Regions from separate parts of the Homo sapiens genome. Here region 1 is linked to region 2. Evidence: chromatin loops called from intact Hi-C (ENCODE). Cell type or tissue: dorsolateral prefrontal cortex. All regions are shown on one strand. Links, peaks and the distances in the headings refer to the core of each region. The heading gives the core; the rest is flanking DNA.

Region 1 (8,342 bases), core at 286-8,285, 67 kb before region 2:
TGCCCAGCCTTGATTCTTTTTTATATATTACAATTCTCTGTTGAAATTCTCCATTGTTTTACCTATTTCTTCTACCTTTATTCCTATTTAACTGAACATGAATATAAAGTTATTTTTACATTCTTTTTGAATAACTCTTAATATCTGGATCATCTGGAGATCTGCTTCTAGTATCTGTGTTTATCTCTTGATTTTTGGTCATTTTATTTTGTCTTTTGGCATTCTTTGTACTTTTTTACATAATGTCTCCAGAGAGGGTTTCCTTCTGTCTAGCAGACAAAGGTAATGGTAGCTGATCACCTTAACAAAATCAGGAGCTGTTTGAAGTTGAGACTTGGTTGTAGCTCTGGGTAAAGCTCTAGCTACTTATGTCCAAGGGTATATAGCCCTCTAGGATTTTTAACTGAGAGCTTGGTATTCATTGGGGCTTCTCCTTCTGGCAAGTTCATAACTCTAATCTGTATCTTGTGAGACTGCCAAAGAGTCTGTTCTGCTTTTCAAAGGCTTTCCAATGAGGTTTTTAACCTCTCATTCTGCAGAGCCCCGGGAATTGGCAAATATCCCAACAGGATAACTGGCTGTATGCATGAGGTTCCCCTGGTTTTCCACAAAGCCTCTGCTGATTTCTTGTCCCCAGTAGGGGCTTTCCGCCAACATAAGGTTTCTGCTTCTCAGATCCCTGCCCATGCCCAGAATCAGCAAATTCCCCCCAGGGTAAAAGAGGCCATAAAAGTCAGCTCACCATTCTGAGATTCTTTTAGTTTACCTTTACTCCTGGGGTTCATTCCTTTAAGGTCTCAGCACAAAGCATGGTGTGCCAGTGTTCCCATCCTTGGTTGGATGTAGTAGATTTTTATTACCCTAGCCCCTTAAGACTGTATATTTCAATTTTAGATCATACATCACCAGTGAAAAGCAGCCACAAAAACTAGGCCCACCTCTTTCAAATCTTATCCTCTCGGCTGGGTGTGGTGCCTTACGCCTGTAATCCCAGCACTTTGGGAGGCCGAGGCAGGTGGATCACCTGAGGTCAGGAGTTTGAGACCAGCCTGGCCAACATGGCAAAACCCCATCTCTACTAAAAATAGAAAAATTAGCCAGGTGTGGTGGTGGGTACCTGTAGTCCCAGCTACTTGGGAGGCTGAGGCAGGAGAATCATTTGAACCCGGGAGGCAGAGGTTGCAGTGAGCCGAGATTGCACCACTGCACTGCAGCCCGGGTGACAGAGCAAAACTCTGTCTCAAAAAAAAAAAAAAAAAATCTTATCCTCTCCCAGGTCTTGATCAAGTAATTCCTCCCTATCTTGTTAGCACTTTGAGGCTTTAAAATATACTTTTAAAGAAGTTATTTTATTTTTGAGATGAAGTCTTGCTCTGTTGCCCAGGCTGGAGTGTTGTGGCAGGATCATAGTTCACTGCAATCTCAAATTCCTGGATTTAAGGGATCCTCCCACCTCAGCCTCTCAAGTAGGTGGGACAACATGTGCATGCCATCATGCCTGGCTAAAATATACTTTAACAATATTTTTTCTGCTTGCTTTTTAGTTCTAATCCCACAATTGTGATACAATATTAGTACTATCTTAGCTTAGTACTATTGACTTTAGTACTACTACTTATGATAGGTTTTAAGAACATAATCCCAAATGCAGAATAACTATAATTTTTTAAAAGCCAGTCTTAGGAAAATGATGTATTTTAGACTCAGAAAGCTCTTTCATTATCTTCAGGGTTTGATAAAATAACCATTAAATTATGCTAGAATTATGTTCTGGTTTCCTTTCTTATAAATTAAAGGGAAATTAAATTAAAGTGAAAAGTAATGAAGCACTTCAACTCTAATTTACTCATGACAGAATATGTACCAATATTTGCCCTACATTTGAAGGATACTGTAATGATACAAGATATTTAAAAGCATATCCACTTCATTTTGTCTTAATCTCTTAGATTTCTAACATTACCAGATGATGTTAACAGGTCTTCCTGGGAGGGCTGTGGTGGGGATATGGTTTTTTCTGATCAAGTATATTTGCTGTCTCTTGGAGATGCATAACACATATTAGTATCTAAAAGAACCTAAGAAGTCCTTAGTAAAGTCAGTTGTTATCTTTATTTAACCCTCTGTTTCCAAATACATCTGACCAGGGACATATTTTATCCATGGAATATCTATTAATGTGCTCCAAGGTACCTAGTTTGAGAAAGGTGGCCTAGAGAAAGAGAAATAAACATTTCAAATAGTTTCGGTTATTTGTATGTTTTTGAACTTGATTATCTACCTCCTGTTTCCTCCTTCTTCACTGAAGGTTAGAAACTGAGTTTTGTGGGGTTTTATTAGCTTTATTAGACTGTAACTTCTTCTGTCAGTCTTTTCTGATGTAGGGTAGCAGAAGGAGTATGAGCTTCATAGAGAGACAGAATTAGGATCAAATTCTGGTTCCATCATCTTGGGCAAATTCTCCTGTCTCTCTGGGTCATAGTTCTTTATCTGTACACTATTATGCTAAGGATTAATGAACATGTAAAGTACCCAGTACATTGGCCCCAGAGATACCTCCTATCTTAAAATTCCTTAAGGATCTAGAATGGCCAGTTGGAATGAACACAGGATTGCTATCTTTGAACCTTGACTTAGGACTCTTCTTTACTAACTCATTCCCCTCTCTTGCCTAGTTAAAAGACTGTAACACTCCTGTGGAATAACGTGTTTTTGTATCCTAACTGATGAAGCACCTTGTGTTAAACTGGTTTTTATTTTCTTAGAACTTGGGGAAGCTCCAGGTTTCCGTCTTATGTTCCCATAACAGTTGCTATCTTATTTATCTTACCTTACTGTAATTACTCATTTTCTTTCCTGATCCACTGTAAGTTTTATAAGGTCAAAGATATTTTGCTCCCTGTTATATGCATACACCACTGGCCTGGGTAAAGAGTAGCTACTCAACAACTATAGAATCTTTAACAAGTTATAATAATTGGAACCCTCCAAATCATTACTATTCAAATATAATTCTGAGATGGAGTGTTTTAATATTCTTTATATTAGAAAGTACTGGTAGAGGCCAGGTGCGGTGGCTCATGCCTGTAATCCCAGCTCTTTGGGAAGTCAAGGAGGGCGGATCACTTGAGGCTAGGAGTTCAAGACCAGCCTGGGCAACATGGTGAAACCCCGTCTTTACTGAAAATACAAAAATTAGCCAGGCGTGGTAGTGCGAGCCTGTGATTCCAGCTACTTGGGAGGTTGAGGCAGGAGAATTGCTTGAACCTGGGAGGCAGTTGCAGTAGGCTGAGATTGTACCACTGCACTCCAGCCTGGGCAATAAAGCAAGACTTCGTCTCAAAAAAAAAAAAAAAAAGAGAGAAAGTACTGGTGGAAAAAAAGGAGTTAAATTTACTTGAAATTCTCAAATTTTTAAAATATAAGTCTATAGAATTAATGATCACTACTAGAAATCTTAGACTGATACAGTCATTTTTCTGAGATACATCCAATCACTAGGATAGAAACAGAATAATAATCCTTTTAGATAAATTTTGGTATTCAAGAGTAAAAGATGTGTTCTAGAAAGTCTGCCTGTAAATACGCTTTTATAGTCTAAACATTAAAAAACTCATCTGATTGAAATAAACTAAAACTTAAATATATTAAAAATATATATATATATAATAAAAATCCTTCTTTGTATTGAGGATGCCCCCACACTAACTTATTTATGTGTTATATATTTAAATTTCTGAACACTGGAATTTTCAAAGTGGGGAAAACTTTACTAATGGGTCATGTCAAAAAGCTAAGAAGATTAGCACAATTCTAATGTCAAATTAACTTTTATTTTTAAAAACATCATTAGTAAGTATGTAAGCAGTAAATATAGTGTTATGAAGAGGCTTTTTAGTAAACAGGAAATTTAAAATACTTACTATTATTTTCTTACAGTCCTTTCCTCTGCATAATTCTGTATAGGTAGAATACTGCACATATATAATCCAGCTTCCAACAAAAACCACTAACCAGGAAAAGAAAAGATATTTCATCCGCACATATGAGAAGCGAGCCTGTGAGTAAAAAAGAACATAACGATCATTCATTCAGCACCAAATCAGCATTCAATGTCCTAGAACACGACTTCTCACCCTTCTTGGAACAACTCAATATATATTCCAGGCTTTTATATGGCAATTCTAGAACAAAGTGCACTTTCACTGAGTCCAAACAGCACTGGTCTTAGAAAAGGAAGCTCCTTGGTCCTGCCAAGGAAAAAGGGAACAAAATATCCTTTAAGATGTATAACCTTTCAAATACCACCATCATCCAAAGCTACTTTTTAGGCACAAGCACATGTACCATGCTACCCTGGGCACCTTGTGAGATCAGGTAAAGAGAGGTACAATTCCTATTTACTAGAAGCTTACAAAAGACTCTTTCACATAAGAATCTTAAAGGTCTTTAGGAAAATCATGATAAAAATAATTTTGTTTTAAAGAAATAAGAACAGAAAATCTGGCTATTTGTCTAATGTCTCATACTGACAACCAGAACAAGAAATTAAGCTCTACAGTCATTTCTATTTCCCTATTGTATTCACCAGGGCTTTATGTTCCTCTTGTTCAGCGAACCAAATGTTTCACCGAATAGATATTCTGGAAACTGAGGAGACGCTAACAATTGTTAAAGGAGAAATGACTGGAGAAGGGTTAAGATATATTAAAAATAAGTTACTCTTTGCATATCAACTTGCAAAGTGTAAAGCTGCACAATAGGATCCTCTTTGCATTGTTTTGTTTCCAGTGCTCTTGTATCTAATTGCAACTCGGGCTGGTTGATGCCTTTTTTCCATCAATTACATATCAAACAGTTTCATCTTCAAAAGTGACACTTGATCAAGACTATTTGACATTTATTTTTTGAGTCTGTAGCACCCATGGTCTGGTTTTATAAACAGCAGAACTGAGGACTACGAAGAGAATTCGGCAGAATAAATTAAAGATATGTAAACAAACAATGAAAAGCTAGTTTTGCTTTTACAATCACGAGCCAGTTTCTCACACTGGGAACAGTAGGATATTGTGAGCATTGTGAGCATGCAAAGAAGCAGAAAGAGATGAGAGAGACATAAGCACACCTGCAGAAGACAATGAGTGCAAAGGAAAAAGAGACTCAGGAAATACTGAATTCTATTGGCCCTATTTGTGGTTTAGATATCTTTGTGAGGTTAACAGATGGTGAATCCCTGTACCAAAAGGCTTGAGTACAATGAGTTCTCAGTAAAATTGTAGGTCTCTGAGCTTTATTATTAAAATGAAAAAGTGCCTTAATGCAAGATACTTTTGTATTGCTCTAAGTAAAAAGAAAGTTCAGATTAAACTCCAAATTAAATCACATAAAAGACAATGGGGTATATACCATGGGGTTTGTTTGAAAGATATTTAAGATGACTCGTCTCTAATAAGAGGTTTGGTCATCAGACAGAAATCGACATGTACTAATATTGTGAACCTAAATAAGATTAAATGACATAATGCCTATAAAACATAAGCATATTGCTGGGCACGTAGTAAGTATTCAGCAAATGTTAGCTAAATCAATTTGCAAGTCACTGGGCAAGAAGCCAACAATACTGTCAGTGGCTATCATCTTCTTTTCGGACTTGCCAAAAAGAAAACTGAATCTGAATCTGATCAAGCCTTTTAGCTCCAGCTACCAGTTTACAGGAAATACATGAGACAGAGAAACACAAGTGACACTTAAGTAAGTGACACTATAAGGATATAATCAGCAAACTCCAGGCTGTGGGAAACACTGCAATACAAACAATCCAGTTTCTTCAACAAATAAATTACAAGAAGGGAAAAAAAGGCAAGGGGAAACTTAAAGATTAAAAATCATTTAAGATATATATTAGGCTAGATCTGTAATCCCAGCACTTTCGGAGGCTGAGGTAGGAGAATCACTTAAGTATAGGAATTTGAGATCAGTCTGGACAATATAGTGAGACATTGTCTCTATGAAAAAATTTAAAAATTAGCCAAGGCCAGCCAGGAGCTCACGCCTGTAATCCCAGAACTTCGGGAGGCCAAGACAGGCGAACAACTTGAGGTGAGGAGTTCAAGACCAGCCTGGCCAACATGGTAAAACCCCGCCTATACTAAAAATACAAAAATTAGGCCAGGCGCAGTGGCTCACACCTGTAATCCCAGCACTTTGGGAGGCCGAGGTGGGCGGATCACGAGGTCAGGAGATCGAGACCATCCTGGCTAACACGGTGAAACCCCATCTCTACTAAAAATACAAAAAATTAGCCGGGCGAGGTGGCGGGGGCCTGTAGTCCCAGCTACTCGGGAGTCTGAGGCAGGAGAATAGCGTGAACCCCGGGGGGCGGAGCCTGCAGTGAGCCGAGATCGCACCACTGCACTCCAGCCTGGGCGACAGCGAGACTCTGTCTCAAAAACAAACAAACAAACAAACAAACAAACAAACAAAAATTAGCCGAGTGTGGTGGCATGCACCTGTAATCCCAGCTACTCAGGAGGCTGAGGCAGGAAAACTGCTTGAACCTGGGGGGCGGAGGTTGCAGTGAGCCGAGATTGTGCCACTGCATTCCAACCTGGGTGACAGAGCAAGACTCCATCTCAAAAAATAAAAATAAAAATAAAAATTAGCCAAGCATAGTGGCTCATGCCTGTAGTCCCAGCTATTTGGGAGGCTAGGGTGAGAGGATTGCTTGAGCCTGGGAGGCAGAGGTTGCAGTGAGCCAAGATCGCACCACTGCACTACAGCCTGGGTGACACAGAGAGACCCTGTTGCAAAAAAAGAGAGAAATATATCAAATAATTACAACACATGTATCTTTTTTGAGTCCTGATTCAAATGAAAACCTGTAAAAAATGACATTTATAAGACAATTGAAAATTTTAAGAATGACAGTATACTTGATGATAGTAAAGGATTATTTTAGTTTTTTAAGGTGTGATAATGGTTCTGTGACAATATTTAAATATTTTTCTTTTCTCTACCTATCAAATAGCTACGTTTTTCTACTTCCTCTGGCATATGTTTAAATGGAGAAAAACCCTATGAACTGGACTGCCCGATGCCTACTTGTCATGACAAAGAATGCCAAACATTTTTGAGAGGAAGTTAGATTGATGATGTTCCCAGCAGGGCACTGGGCATCACCTGTTGTAGACAAAATGATAAAAGGAGTGAGACACCTTTTTCTTTCAGCATGCCATTGAGAATTGCTGTGATTTGGGGGTAACACAAAGTAGTAAAAGGACCTTCATGCGTCCTTTAATATCTGCAGATCCTGCAGCCTCACATTTAAAAATAATGATTGAAGAAAGAGCCATAAATTACATCTGTAGCTATTAACCAATTTAATTTCCCTGTGTGCCACTCACTAAAATGTTTCTAGTGGTCTGTTCTGTACCAATTACCTAGATAATGTAGTCTTTGATTAAGAAATGTAGTCTGACCTTTTTATTTATGCTGAACTATTCACAATGACTGCCCAGCAGTTTTTTGTTCGGCAGATTGTGTGCCTAGCTAGTAATGGTATGTTGCTTTTTTCCTAATTTTGTTCCTGAAAAGCATGATAAGAATTTTTGTAAATACACTATGGCAGTGATTCTCAAATGGACTTAGTTTTGCCCCACAGGGGACACTTGGCAATGTCTGGAGACATGTTTGGTTTCCCAACTGGAGGCTGCTACTGAAATCTTGTGGGGTAGCAGCCAGAGATGCTGCTAAACATCCTGCAATGTACAATGTAGCCCCCCACAGCAAAGCATTATCAGGCCCAAAATGTGTTTGAGAAACTTACAGTTACACAATAAAATGAAAACAAAAACTGTGGGGTTGAAAGAGCTAAATTTGTATGACATTAGCATTTTATCTTATATTAGCCTTTAATGCATAAAATATTAGTAATTTTAAAAATATAATAACATCTGTCTGGAAATAACAGAAGCAGTTATCACTAGAGTAAATGATTGCCAATATTTTATTGTAAGCCCACGATGACACAAAATGCCAATTCTACTCTAAAAAATAGTAATAGTTTTTCTTCTTTTAAAATATCGTTTGATTTCATTGTGATAACTTATTTCAAAACAAATCTGAAAATTTTTGATCTTGTTTGTAACTTTACATTAAGTTTTAAAAATAGGCAGAAAGAGGCAACAACCAAAATTTAGCCATTTAAGACTACTTCTGGCCACGCGGTGGCTCACGCCTGTTATCCCAGCACTTTGGGAGGCTGAGGTGGGAGGATCATGGAGCCAAAGGATAGAGCCCATCCTGGCCAATATGCTGAAACCCTGTCTCTACTAAAAATACAA
Region 2 (8,342 bases), core at 274-8,273:
TTGGACAGACTGGTCTCGAACTCCTGACCTCAGGTGATCTGCCCACCTCGGCCTCTCAAAGTGCTGGGATTACAGGTGTGAGTCACCACGCCTGGCCTTCCATTTTTCTTTAAATTCAAAATTACTTCAATAAAAATACTTGCTACATAAGACATTTATAACCAAATACTATCATTTTGTACACTGAATTTCTATCACCTTTGGGGAGGGAAGTCTACATAACCGAATGACTTTTACATTCACTGGGTAGATCTAGCTATAGGCCATTTTTGCATTAGTCTAATTTAATAGGATATATTTTAGGTTAATTAATCTTCAGGGATACAAATTTCTTAATAGAGCAGTCAGCAGTATTTTTAAAAATTAACCAAAACATTCCTAAATCATGTGAAGTAATACATTAGCAAGACTAAAATACCTCACTTCTGCTTCTATTTGTAGACTTCAAAGCTTAACCCTCTGCTTCCCCACCTTCCCATATGCCCCCTTCCACCCAATGATACCCCTTTCCTCCCACATTCTTCTCTGTCAACTAAAAAATGATCATAGAAAATTTACATTTATCAGGGCTGGAAGCAGTAGCTCATGCTTGTAATCCCAGCACTTTGGGAGGCCAAGGCAGGAAGATCACTTGAGGTCAGGAATTTAAGACCAGCCTGGCCAACATAGTGAAACCCTGTTTCTAACAAAAAACACAAAAATTAGCCAGTGGTGGCCCATGCCTGTAATCCCAGCTACTGAGGAGGCTGAGGCAGGAGAATCACTTGAACCCGGGAGGAAGAGGTTGCCGTGAGTTGAGATCACGCCACTGCACTCCAGCCTAGGCGACAGAGTGAGACCCTGTCTCAAAAAAAAAACAACTATATTTATCAAATGACTGAAATTCATTTATACTATAACTAATCCTTTAAGTACCTGTATATTAAGCTGGCTAATGGTGAAATGGAAGGCTTAATCCCCCATTTAAGAAGACTGGGACAGCATCATCAAGCATATATAGAGATTTTCCATACATGGGGAGCTAGAAATAGGAAATCTGAAATCATGCATTACCTAAAGGTAAACCTGATGTAGTCCTTTCAGGGTGATTTCTGGGAGTAGAGATGAGTGTCCGACATCACTCTGCCCTACCCAACACAGACTGCTAAAAACACAACTCTCCCCTGACTTGCCTTTCCTTTTTCTCTCTTGCCTGTTTAGAACATGGCTATTGAACACATCTGTCCGAGCACATCCCTTGACCTTGATTTAAAAATAGGCATTTAAAGCCAATAACATCATCTTAACATAGTACAACACTTCTTTTTCTTACTCTTACTAGTGCCATATTTTATGTGATTATCATTTAATTAAGGGACTTTTGGTACTACAATTCTACCCCTTAACAGACAAATGCCAAGTTCCTTAATATTTCAACTACCTCTGATATTTAAGATTCTGATTTCTTAAAAGGCATTCTTTTGGAATGTAGCCCTTTCAGCAATGGAGGTATTATGGTTTTAAACTCTAGCATTTTTGTTTGTGGATCCCACAAATAATTTGAAAACTATATACCCCCTTGCATATTTTTAAGTTGACATCTACAATTTTTCACCATAAGTTTAAATAGTTGCAAACTGCTTTCCATGGCTGTATCATTTTACATCAATGTATGAATCATCCAGTTGCTCTGCGTCCTTGCCAGCATTTGGTGTTTTCACTATTTTTAATTTTAGTCATTCTGATGATATCTCATCACGGTTTTAATGTGCAATTCCCTAATGGTTAATAAGCTTGAATGTCTTCATCTGTGTTTACTTGCCATCTATATAGCTTTGGTAAAATGTCTATGCGTGTCTTTTTCCCACTTTCTAACTGGACTATTTTTTAAAACTGAGTTTTGAGAGTTCTTTGTATATTCCAGATACTAGTCCTTTGTGAGATATGTGATTTGCAAATATTTTCTCCCAGTCTGTAGCTTGTCTTTTCATCTTTTTAACAGGGTCTTTAGCAGAGAAAAAGATTTTAATTTTGATAAGATCAAATTTATCAATTTTTCCTTTATGAACCATGCTTTTGGTGTCATCTAAGAACGTGCAGTAACTATTATTTCTTGCCAGAATGAAATAGGACTCAGCTATTAAAAAACAGAATTATCCCTATTTTTTGTTTTTATAACTTTAAGTGGTGAGAAACTTTTTTCACATAAATGAAAAGATAAAAATGGAAGTCTTGTTGTAGCAATTATCTCTCAATTCTTGGAAATCTTTTGAGTTATGTGACAAAAATAACAGTAACCTACCATCAAAAATATACTTACTGATCTATTAGTTACTTAGCAGACAACTCTATCAGGCCTTCTTTCAGTTCTGTTGACAGCAAAATATTGGAAACTAATATTGCAAAAAACTGTTATCTAGTCATTCCCTGAGACAGTATTTCTCGACATTCACTATCTTAACACAGACACCAAATTTTCAATTGCCCTTTGTTTGGTGTCCTGGTAGTTTTTACATCCAGGGCAATGGACCTTTGTAATATCTAAAATGGATTAGCAGTGTGCCTTTCCTTTCTAAAAGTGAGAAAGGATAACGACGCAAGTGAAGGTGGGAAAGCAGAGCACACACCTCCATTCCAAACACATTCTCTGGCAGAGCAATGTTAGGAAAAACTACATCGGGAATTCAAAAATCTAGAAATTGATTCCCTTAACTATCCACACTCTATACTCGAAAAGTGCACTCAAATGTACAGATAAAAGCCAAGAGTGGTGGCGCGTGCTTGTAATCCCAGCTACTCAGGAGGCTGAGGCAAGAGAATTGCTTGAACCCAGGAGGCGGAGGTTGCAGTGAGCTGAGATCACACCATTGCACTCCAGCCTGGGTGACAGAGGGAGACTCTGTCTCAAAAAAAAAAAAAAGCCAGTGTGCATCTACAGCCCACAGCAACACCGCCAGCACAGGGAATATATGGACATGAGCAGTAAATACTTTTTGATGAGGAAAAGAGAAACAGCAAAATGATGAGCAGCAAAATAGCAACATGATACAGTTTATGAAAGGAAGAACTCAAAAACTAAGAATCAGACAGAAGCAAATTAAGTTGTTGCTTAAAGCATAATAATTAAGGCTTTTAAATTCACCAAACCATTCTGCTATCACAGACTGAAAAGGCTTGTTTATCCCTTCTCTGTCCTGGGGGAATAAATTATCTCATGAGTCTTTCTATTTTACCAAATTGCTATTTAAAAGCTGGTGAAATGTTTAAGCAATTCATTACATTAATATAAAGATCTTTTATAGGACAAAAGCATTATCAAAACCAAGTATGAACAGCATTATGAGTAAAGTGGAAAGGATATTGTTTACTTAAAACCCATTGAACTCAACCACAAAATTGATTCTAATTTAAGACGCTAATCTTTTAGCAGTTTTTTTTTCTTTTTCTTTTTTATCAAAATGAACTGTATACAAGATTTTCTGGGGAAAAAAGTTCCATCTTATTTTTATTCCTCTCAAGTTATTTACTCTAATTATCTCACCTTATTTTATTGAAATACTTTGTTAATTAGGTTTTTTATTTTTATTTATTTTTGAGACAGAGTCTAGCACTGTCACCCAGGCTGGAGTGCAGTGGCGCGATCTTGGCTGACTGCAACCTCTGCCTCCTTCCTGAGTTCAAGTGATTCTCCTGCCTCAGACTCCCGAGTAGCTGGGATTACAGGCGCCCGCCACCACGCCCAGCTAATTTTTTGTATTTTTAGTAGAGACGGGGTTTCACCATGTTGGTCAGGCTGGTCTCGAACTCCTGACCTCATGATTCGCCCGCCTCGGCCTCCCAAAGTGTTGGGAATACAGGCCTGGGCCACTGCGCCCAGCTAATTTGTTAATTATGTAATGCTTAAATAGACACTGCAGTCATGAAGATAAATAGGGTAGGTAAATATTAGAAAACAGATGCTGCAGTTTAAAATTCACATCAGGACTTTCAGTTTAAGATGGTAGACTAAAGATACATGTTTGCTACTTACAGCTTGCAAAACCACACTCAAATAAGGAAGGCAAAAGAAGCAATAAATCTCTAACAGCTGAAAGAAACAAAGAAAGAAAGAAAAGTAGGAAATTCACCAGCGGATAAAAGATCCAACACATTTCTAGTTTCAAAAAGCAAATGGAATTGTGTTGATGGATGAGGCAGGCAGAGAAAGCCACAGCCCAGAATACTCTACCAGGCAACCTAAAAGGAGCTGGAAGCCAAACTGCTTCTTGGAATGCTAGAGGGAATCTAGAGAGCCAATCTGTCAGTTGGAACACCTGATGGCTCTGGGCTCCGAGCCAACAGGTACAAGGGAGGGCAGGAGTGAGAAGTGAGGTTGAAGACGGTGGGAATAATTGAAGATCTGTACCTGGAACTGCACTGGTTGGCACCCCCAACCACCTCCCCCACCCCACAGAGATCATAGGCAGCCTAGCATTAACCCTTACTCGAAAAACCAGATAGCTGAAAGAACAAACTGCAGAAAGCCAAGGCTTCTAGTGTGGGTATGTATAGTCCAACAAGAGTAAAGTACTCCGCTGGCACGAGGGACCCCAGAGCCCAGCATAGGCTCAACCTAGAGCAAACAGGCCAGCCAAGGCATCCCATCCTACATACAGGGCTCAGTCAGGCATCCATTCCGGTGATAGGTCTAATGGGAAAACAGACTAACTTTTAAAACAGCAGAGGAAAGCCACACCAGTTACCTAGTCCTTCTTTCTAAAATATGAACAGACAACCAACAATCACCAAGCACATGAGAAAGTCCAGCAGCATGAAAAAGAAGAGCTAAGATAAACATATAGAAAATAAAATCTCTGAAAGGAATGAAGACAATTACAGAGCATAAGAAAACATTAAAAAATAAAATTGTTATAATCAAAATACTGAAGAGGATGGTGCATCCACATAAACTATGAATAGGAAACCATAAAAAGAAACAAATAACTTTTAAATTAAATATAAGATCCTTAGAGTTTAAAAAGTGGTTAGAAAAGGAAAGAAAATCAACAAACGATCTGGAAAATAAAATTGAGAAACTCAACAATGAAAGTACATGAATAAAAGATAAAAATAATAGAGAAGCTAGAAAAGACATAAAGAACCAATCCAATAGCTCCACCATTTGACTAGGAAGAGCTCTAGAAGGAAGAAACAGAGGAAAAAGAAGGGAGAAACTATTCAACAAATAATATAATTTCCCAGAGCTGAGAAAGGATCCAAGTCTTAAGATTCAAAGGGCTCAGTGAGTACCCATACAACTGATAAAAGAACCCTATTTATACATTTTCTCTGGAAACTTCAAAATAAAAATATAAAACAGAGATCCTGAACAGGAAAAACAGGTCACCCACAAAGGATTGATAATCAAACTAGCTTCTTGTCAGCAACAGGGGATATCAGAAGTCAAAGCAGCTGCATCTGCAAATTTTCTGAGAAGATTATTTTTGGCCCAGAATTCTACACTGAGCCCAACTACGAACAAGTACCAGGGTACAATAAAGGCAGTTTTTGTTTTGTTTTGTTTTTCTGAGACAAGGTCTCACTCTGTCACCCAGGCTGGAGTGCAGTGGTGCGATCTTGGCTCACTGCAGCTTCCACCTCCTGGGTTCACGGGATTCTTCCACCTTAGCCTCCCAAGTAGCTGGGAGCACAGCTAATTTTTGTATTAGGATCACTTGAACCCAGGAATTTGAGACCAGCCTGGGCAACATGGCAAAACCCCACAGGCTGGCTGAAACTCCTGGGCTCAAGTGATCCTCCTGCTTTGCGCTCCTAAAGTGCTGGGATCACAGGGGTGAGCCACTGTGCCTGGCCAAAGACAGTTTTAGACATGAAAGCACTCGAAAAGTTTACTTCCCACACATCCTTGCCAAAGAAGAAGATGGCACAGATTAGGACAAGGAAAGACTTAGGGTCCTGAGAACAGTGACACCAACCAATGAGAAGAAGAGAGGGAAATCCTAGGAAGCCAGTTGTGTAGTAGGCCTAGAAAAGCATCCGGTCACCATGGGAACGCAAGCATGGAGGAGGGAGGTTTCTGGTAAGAAGAAAAAAAAGAAGGATTTCACCACAGAATATGAAATATAAGTGAGAGTACAGAAAAAATAAGGCTATGATAAAGGAAGATGGTGCCAGAAAAAGAAGGCAATTAGAAACTCCCTGCAAAAATTTTTAAAAAGGAAGGAAAAAAGACAAATAGCATTAAAAAGCTACATTTCAAACAGGAAACAAGCTTGTATGTACCCTGATTACAAGGAACTGATAGAGTGTGAGAAAAGAGGATCCAGTTACTATTAATGTTGAAGTTTTGAGAGCCCAGGGTCATTACCCTGGCCCCAGCAAGAAGAAAAAGTAGTCCTAACATAGAGTTGGCTCTGCACTAAATAATATTTATAGAATCATATTTTAGGGGGTACTAAAATTAGAAATGTCTTTCATCTTAGGCAAGAACTAACTTTGATGTATTTGGTCTCAAGACATAAACTTCAGGATCCTAAGAGAAAGAGTGGCCAAAAGTATCTCACTCCTTTTCTATTTTCTATAAACACAGAATCAAATGATACCTAGTTCCTTCCTGCAATTAACTCCCTGAAGGTGAGAGTCATTTTCATTATTTGAATGGTCCAGAACTCCAGAAGAAGCTCAGTTCACTTGGATTTGGGGAGCGGATGACAGAAGAAATGTCCACTTTCTGCAGCTAAGTGTAACCAGGTAATTATTGCAAAAGACAAATACTGCATATTGACTGTTCAGGGGAGAAACTGTGGCCGATGGACAGTGATTTCAAATCATAATTCTGTTACTTCATTAGGGATCCCAAAGGCTAGGTTTTAATTATTATTTTTTAATAGAAACGTCAAAAAGCAAACAAGCATGATTTCTAAATACAAGGGACTTTTTAATAGGGAATTTACAAACATCACATGTTCTTTTCCCTATTGGCAGAAATATGGTCTAGCTTCTGGGAAGGGACAAATCCTTGTAGTAATGTGCTAAATAACAAGGGGCAATTGTTGAGGTCTGTTAATTCTACGTGCTTCCTATAATAAAAGGAAAATAACTATAAGCTGCAGACAATGGGTTTCAGGTTTATAAGGGAGATTTTCCTTTATGGAAGAATTAACAAGTCATAATAATATAATATTATTTATAGTTCTCATATTCAAAATTCAACTTATATGGAGACTTGGTTGTATAAAAGGAAAAAATATAAATGTTATCAACTTTGGCAGTGTAAAATTAAAAGTAGCTGACAGAAAGTGGGAAGTAGAAGAGAGGAAAAAACAGGTAGAAAAAGGAGCACATGTTCTCATGTCCCTTCTAAAAAAGGGGAGAGTCAAGAAAGACTGTCAAAAGCGGATAAAATAAGAAACAGTTGTTATTTCTGAGGTTACCAAGTTAAGCAACAGAATAAGTTAAATTAAAATTACAACTATCAAACAATGGAGAGGGATAATGATGTGAGAAAACTAAATATTCATTTTTTAACACCAAGTTAGCAAATATTAACTAAACTTGATAAATCAAGAAACAGAGGTAGGCTGGGCCCGATGGCTCATGCCTGTAGTCCCAGTACTTTGGGGGCTGAGGCAGGCAGATTGCTTGAGCCCAGGAGTTTGAGATCAGCCTGGGCAACATGGTGAAACCCTGCCTCTATAAAAAAATACAAAAATTGGCCAAGCCTGGTGGCACTTGTCTATGGTCCCAACTACTTGGGAGGCTGAGGTGGGAGGATCTCCCGAGCCTGCGATGTTGAAGCGGCAGTGAGCTGAGACTGTGCCACTGTACTCCAGCCTGGGTGACAGAGTGAGACCCTGTCTCAAAAAAAAAAAAAAAAAACCACACAGACATAAAAGTCTATTATGTAGAGCAGTGATCTCCAAATTTTTTTGATAATGCAATCCTTTCAGGAAAATAGTAATAAGCACAAATCCCTGATATAATTATATTTAGTTATTTCTATTCTATGTAAAACTACGACTATACTCATCTATTATATGTATATAGTAACTTACACAAAAATAAAAGTTTTAAGTATGTAAGAATAATTTTGAATGCATTTTTCAAGGCGGGGAAATACTTATAATAATACATCAAAATACAGAAAATCATCAGTTATTCTTATACAAAAATAAACATTTTAAGATATTTTTTAAAAGTATATAAGCTGGGCAAATGATCTGAACAGACATTTCTCAAAAGAAGACATACAAATGGTCAAAACAAGGATAAGAAAATCATCAGGGAAATGCAAATCAAAACTACAATGAGCTATCATCTCACCCCAGTTAGAATGGCTATTACCAAAAAGACAAAAAATAACA

What was found. Peaks named below come from ENCODE experiments on the same cell type or tissue, not always from the same donor. Only the 100,000 strongest peaks of a DNase experiment are listed, where the experiment ranks them.
Region 1: a loop joins it to region 2, with 5 times the contacts of the local background. A loop is called at or near these places in 13 of 110 quality-filtered maps.

The regions. Positions count from the first base shown.
Region 1 is chr1:92,872,373-92,880,714 of GRCh38, forward strand. DIPK1A (divergent protein kinase domain 1A) reads right to left here. Exons shown (of 5, transcript NM_001006605.5): 2 at 3,924-4,058. Among named protein-coding and RNA genes, the nearest start is that of SNORA66, 36 kb to the left of the region's middle. In dorsolateral prefrontal cortex, for the core only: no CTCF peak of the experiment used is centred there; a DNase peak (open chromatin) is centred at 600; H3K4me3 peaks cover 3,904 bases; H3K27ac peaks cover 8,000 bases.
Region 2 is chr1:92,939,105-92,947,446 of GRCh38, forward strand. The region is part of intron 1 of DIPK1A (divergent protein kinase domain 1A); the gene reads right to left. Among named protein-coding and RNA genes, the nearest start is that of DIPK1A, 18 kb to the right of the region's middle. In dorsolateral prefrontal cortex, for the core only: no CTCF peak of the experiment used is centred there; no DNase peak of the experiment used is centred there; H3K4me3 peaks cover 3,876 bases; H3K27ac peaks cover 7,582 bases.